Regions from separate parts of the Homo sapiens genome. Here region 2 is linked to region 1. A link is a contact called in ENCODE Hi-C data. All regions are on one chromosome and are shown on one strand. The core of a region is the stretch at or near the end of the contact, and the rest is flanking DNA. Distances in the headings are between cores, read along the strand shown.

Region 1 (3,093 bases), core at 219-2,718:
GCAAGAATGTCAAAGGTGGCAATTATTATATTTCTTATAACAGATATGACACTCTGGCCCTTCCAAGGAAATAGAAAAACGTAGCAAAGCTAGTAGATGCTGCTCACCATTCAAAGCTGCCCCAATCCAGTCCCCAGAATGTAGGTCTGAACTAGTCTTGAAAGTCACACCTTAAAGTGAAACACCCTTAGATCTATTAGCTTGCCTATTTCTGAATTACAGCTCCTATCAAGAACAGAGAACTTCTAAAATCGGCGACTCTTTTTAGGCCCCAGATTTAACCAATTTGCGTTAGCAACCCCGGAGCTTAACCAAAGCACTCCCAGCTGTCCTAGCGTGTGGGTAACAAAAAAAGCAGCAAATGGTCCTCAATTAAACATCAGCTGCTTTATCTATTTATTGAACACTCACTGTATTGCAAACACAATAATCCTCCCATTCTTGTCTCAAACGCTTAGAGAAGTCTAAAAATCATGGACAGAGAACAACAATGGAAAACACCAGTGCCTGCTGTCTGGCCAACCTCTACAAGATTAGAAAACGGACCAAGACACCTTCTGAGAAGAAAAAGCTGTTTCTGGAGACCTTTGCACTAAAGGGTTCAAAGCAAGTGGACACCTATCACATATCCCTTCAGAAAAGGAACCTCTAACACCCGTTTTTAAGAAACAGACTGTTCTTAGAGGTCCTATAATCCATCCACTGTGTGAGCCAAATCTCACTACATCAGCCATGAGCACTAGAGCCAAAAATTAATTAGCTCGTCTTTTAAACAGGAGGCTGTAGCTGGGAGAAACGGCTGTTTTGAAAATAAATAAGGGCACTGGCGCCCACGCTGGCTTAGCTTGCAGTCACACGCACTTCCATCAGGGGAATCGAGGCCAGGACAGATGGTGACTTTTTTTTTTTCCTACTAGCACGGTGAAGGCTTTTTCTGTGCGTTCCCGTCCGCAGTCCCTGACCCTAGTCTGGGAGGCAGCCCGCTCTGCAAGGGGACAGGGCGGGCTGGAGGAGGGTGGGAGGTTAGGACACCGACCTGAGGAGTTCAGATCGTTGGGTCGGCTCTCGGCCTCGGAGCTCTGCTCACTGCCCATGGTGCCGACAGCGGTGGCAGCAGAAGAACGGCGGGCCGGGCGGTCACCGCTCCGGCGGCGGGCGACAGGGCAGGGGCCAGGGACCGGGACGGGGAGGCAAAGCAGAGTCTGGGCGCCGCAGCGAGGCTAATGTGTGGGGCTGACGCGTCCAGCCCACGCAGGGGCCTGGGCGGCGGGAGAAGGAGAGGCCCTATTTGGGGAACAGAAACGCAAGGAGGCGCGGCGCGAACGCACGCGGCTAGCCCTCCTTCTTTCCGGGAGCCCTAAGAGAACCGGCAGATGACACTGGCTTTGCCGCACCTGCGGCCGGCGGGCGGCGCCGCTTTCACTCACTGGTTCACGCTCCGCAAGCTCGCTCCTTCCGGGACGCAGATGGGCGGTGCCGGCTACGCAAGACCTTCAGTTCCGGATTAGGAGGCCCCGCCCCCCGGCCCGAGGGAGGGGCGGAGAGACCCGCTCCTGCGACTTAGGGCGATGCCACCTTAAAGGGCTTGACCTCCTCGAAGCCAGAACTGCGGAAGAGGGTAAGCCCTTTCCTGTTGTAAGGATGCGTCACCTTTAAAACACCACCCACACTATTAAGCTCTTCAATACCCACATGTGAGAACAACTTTACAAAATAGGTATTTTTAACCCTGTTTTACAGATGGAGAAAGAAACGCTAGATAGACCCAGGATTCGAACCCACAACAGCTTGGATGCAAAGCTCATTTTGAATTCTGAAGAGCTGGGAGTTTAGCAGTGGACGACCAAACAAAAAAATACCAGAAGACGGTGAAAGCAGCAGCTGGAAATGAGAGAAAAATTAAGAAATAGAAAATGCTGTTTCATGTATTAGGGAGTGCACATCTTTAAAGAGAAGTGAAGAACCTTTTTGGCTAGGCGCTTTCTGGGGACCTTGGCAGTTATCAACAAGTCACTCTGAAACTAACAGAAGGTGAGGAGGGAGTAATCCAGAAAGGAAACTGCCATTTTTGCTAGGGCAAGAAAGTAGACCTAGCAATGCAATGCCATCAAGGAGTTAGCTGGCTCTAGCGTTCTCCGAACTTTGCAACTCATTTTATATTACATTGTCTGCGTCAAGAAATTTCAAGTAAATGCCTTGAGATTTTATATGTATAAAATGTAGTCTCTGGCCAGGCGGGGTGGCTCACGCCTGTAATCCCAGCACTTTGGGAGGCTGAGGCGAGTAGATCACGATGTCAGGAGATCAAGACCATCCTGGCTAACATGGTGAAACCCCGTCTCTACTAAAAAATACAAAAAATTAGCCGGGCATGATGGTGGGCGCCTGTAGTCCCAGCTACTCGGGAGGCTGAGACAGGAGAATGGTGTGAACCCGGGAGGCAGAGCTTGCAGTGAGCCGAGATCGCGCCACTGCACTCCAGCCTGGGCGACAGAGCGAGACTCCGTCTCAAAAAAAAAAAAAAAAAAAAAAGTCTCAGAAGAAGTGTCAAGTTGACTAAATGATTTTTAAGTCCCTTCCACTCTACTATATCACAATAATTTCCCCTATTTTACCTTATTTAATTTTCACAACAACCCTGCAGCCTGTAAGTAGGTGACTCCTCCATGGTCAGCAGGTGGTCAGTGGTCGAACTATTTAGGACTATCTGATGCTCTTTCCTCTGCTCACCATTGCAATACAATGAGAAAAATGCAAATGAATCTAAGTACAGTGTTCTCTGGGAATATGAAGATAGAACTAAAAACTGCCTGAGAGATCAGGGCAGGCTTCTAGAAAGTTGTGTCTAACTAGTCTTGAGGTTTACATAAACCACACCAGGCTGATGGGACTGGGAAGGGCCCACTAAGCAGTGAGACCATTCCCTTTTGGAGAGTCCTTGCATCCCCTCCCAGATTTCCTCTTTGAGGGGAAGGTGAGAGAGGAGGTAAAAGGGGTGAGGAATGGAGAATAACTCATTCTGGTTCTTGTTTCCCCTTTTCCACATAAAAGTATATTTGTCTTGTGTTCCATACACCAGTCCATACTGATGTG
Region 2 (3,093 bases), core at 440-2,939, 530 kb after region 1:
ATGTCTCGTCGCTGGGTTTTGGTTTTGCTATTGAGCTGCTCTGCTCTTCCGTGGGGATTCTGAGAGTTACACTGCTGCTGCCTGTGCTGTCCTCCCAGACTCTGTCACTGAAGACTTCATGCTGGGAAACACAGAGCCCCTTTGGTGTCTCATAAAGAAGAGCACCAATCTTCGGGTTCTCCTAGTGAATCGCTGCTGGGTTTTGTGGCAGTAAGTGAAAGAAATGTGATAATTAATCTAAGGGGTCTCTGGCCCCACCAAAGGGGGTTACAGCCCAAAGTGCAGGAACCACTGCACTCTAGAAACAGAGACAACAACCACAGGGGATACACAGGAAGAATCAAATGGCTGAGAGCCTCAAAGGGCACTGGCAGTCAAGGGGGGCTGAATGGCTTCTCCCACCGAAAGAACTAAGGAACGATTCTAGTGAAGATGAAACATCGAAATAGAAGGAATTACTGGCCGGGTGCGGTGGCTCACACCTGTAATCCCGCATTTTGGGAGGCCGAGGCAGGCGGATCACAAGGTCAGGGGTCTGAGACCAGCCTGGCCAACATAGTGAAACCCCGTCTCTACTGAAAATACAAAAAATTAGCCTGGCCTAGTGATGGGAGCCTGTCATCCCAGTTACTTGGAAGGCTGAGGCAAGAGAATCATTTCCACCTGGGAGGCAGAGGTTGCAGTGAGCAGAGATCGTACCACCGCACTCCAGCCTGGGAGACGGTGCCAGACTCCAACTCAAAAAAAAAAAAAAAGAAAAAAAGGACTCTCTAGTGGGGATTAAAACAACAGTAAAGACACAGCCTTTTACTGTCTTTCCATATCTCCTATCACCGAAAGTCAAGATGTCCAGATGTCAGAACTATGAAATTTTTAATAGTTCACAAAAGTATGAGTGACTCAGCCTGTCAGACATCTTAGCAATCCTAGATCGTGGTGGAGACCTCCCCAAGTTAGTCTTTCCCAAGTTCAGTGATGAATTGCATCTTCAAAGAAATACGGAGTTATAGTCACAGATTCCCCCATGCAAGCCCTTAGGAGGAGCGATCCAGCTGCTCATCTCAGAAAGAGCCCCCACAAAACCAATGAGGTGTGTGAACGCCAGAGGCCCTACAGGTGCGGTTGGTCTTGCTGTCAGCTCTAACTTCGCTTTTCCTGCTTGTGGCAGCCTCCTTTCTCACTGGAGTCTTGTCTATTTGGAAGACTCGACTCATCCCTGACATGCCAGTCTCGTCGGAGGATGCTGTCATGTACTGATAATTTTTAAAAATGGCTGTTTTAATGCAGCCCTTGGAAACTTTGCAAGAAATGTATTGATTTGAAATACTCAAGCTGAATTATTGAGCTTTGGCAAAGGGAAATAAATCTTTCCCATTCCTCCATGCCTGTTGCCAAGCCCAGCTTCCAGGAAGCAATGGCTGTCCTTTCTGGAAATGAAGCAAAGCTCAAACATTCTATCACTTTCCCTTTACTTCCCCCACTCCCTCTTCTCTTCACTTGCAATTCACTGACAAAAGCACTTTACATTCATTGCTCATTTGCCTGAATAGGCATCTGAATTAGTAATGCCCAAATTAGTAATGCCTGGCTGAGGCAGCTTCCTAAATAATGAGGCCTGATCATTTTAACAGACCCGGAGGCCCGTGGAAAGCAAGCCCGCAGCAGGACATTAGGTTAAACACTCTTCCGGTTTTATAACCAAAATTTCCCCTACAGACCTGGATGTGAACAGTAAAGGGTATATGTTTACTGATGCTACAGATGAATAAGACCAGGAGCTAGAAATGGGGGAGAAAGGTAGAGAGAGTGTGCGGGAAAGGGGACGTATGCGGGAGAGTTCTAACGCACAAGGCAGGATTAACAAAAACTTCCTGACATCTGCTGTTTCTTTCATTTCAGGCTGAATGATCATCTCACCTGGCCATGTGCCAGGGGAATTCCCATCACTACCATCAAAACACAGTTGGGTCTAACTGCTGAGCACTCATTTTGTCCACCTCTCCGTTCACTCACCCACTCACCCATCCGTCTAACCTAGGAGATGCCCACTATGCCTCGCGTCCCGGATCAGGCGCAGGGCATGTCAAGGTGAATGAGACTGGATTTTGCGGTCTGGAAGGGAAGAAAGGAATGTAAAGAGACATTTACAAGTTAGTGCATTCGTGCACGGCCAGGGAAGACTTTCTCAACTGGATGGGCCAACAGCTTTCCAGTCAGAGGAACAGCGGATGCAAGGCCTGCACACATGAAAAGAGCACAACCGGTTTGGGGAAATGTTGAGTAGTTCAGTAGGATTAGGACGTGAGATATATGTGAGTGTGTGTTCAAATGGGGGTGAGGGTGGGAGGTGACAATGCATCTCCATGTTTGTTTTTAAGAGACAGAATCTCCCTCTGTTGCCCAGACAACAGAGTTGTTGTATGGTGGTGGGATCATGGTTCACTGCAGCCTCGAACTCCTGGCTTCAAGTGATCCCCTTGCCTCAGCCTTCCAAGTGGTTAGGACTACAAGTGAGCCACCATACCCGGCTAATCTAAAACACATTTTTTTTTTAAGAGATGGGGTCTTGCTATGTTGCCCAGGCTGGTCTCAAACTCTAGCCTCAAGCAATCCTCCTGCCTCAGACTCCCAAAGTGCTGGGATTACAGGCATGAGCCACTGTGCCCGGTCAACATCTCCATTTTGATGCTTAATAGGCACGTTAGGCTTAATGAGGCCAACCAACCTCCAGATGTCACTCATCTAAATCTGCTGTTCCCAATCTTTCCCATCACAGAGAAGGCAAACTCCATTCTTTCTGTGGCCAAGGCCCCACACCTTCCAGTCGCCCTTGTTTCTTCTTTCTTTCTTTATTTTTTTGAGACTGAGTCTCACTCTGTTGCCCAGGCTGGAGTGCAGTGGCGCCATCTCGGCTCACTGTAAGCTCCACCTCCCGGGTTCACACCATTTTCCCACCTCAGCCTCCCGAGAAGCTGGGACTACAGGTGCCCACCACCACACCCAGCTAATTTTTTTTTTGTATTTTTAGTAGAGATGGGGTTTTGCCGTGTTAGCCAGGATGGTCTGGATCTCCTGACTTTGTGATCCGCCCAC

The links. A loop is a pair of places that touch in the nucleus more often than their neighbours do. Pooled maps may share reads with other maps.
Region 2: a loop to region 1 is called in a pooled map, with 2.9 times the contacts of the local background. The contact joins the enhancer-like site here to the promoter of BORCS5 in region 1. A Hi-C loop is called at or near these places in 1 of 168 maps with a recorded cell type or tissue (B cell), 2 of 37 single-sample maps with no recorded cell type and 7 of 50 pooled maps.

The regions. Positions count from the first base shown.
Region 1 is chr12:12,355,453-12,358,545 of GRCh38, reverse strand. BORCS5 (BLOC-1 related complex subunit 5) reads right to left here and starts at 1,468. Exons shown (of 4, transcript NM_058169.6): 1 at 1,037-1,468. The coding sequence starts at 1,094. LOH12CR2 (loss of heterozygosity on chromosome 12, region 2) reads left to right here and starts at 1,479. Exons shown (of 2, transcript NR_024061.1): 1 at 1,479-1,618; 2 at 1,741-3,093. RefSeq lists enhancers at 39-118, 1,005-1,683 and a silencer at 1,059-1,138.
Region 2 is chr12:11,821,132-11,824,224 of GRCh38, reverse strand. All of the region lies in intron 2 of ETV6 (ETS variant transcription factor 6), which reads right to left. Among named protein-coding and RNA genes, the nearest start is that of ETV6, 170 kb to the right of the region's middle. RefSeq lists enhancers at 863-1,002, 1,427-1,476. Within about 2 kb of position 1,689, at least 13 of the 41 ENCODE cell types and tissues checked have a DNase peak (open chromatin) inside an H3K27ac peak, as active enhancers do; they include B cell, where a contact is called at or near this core.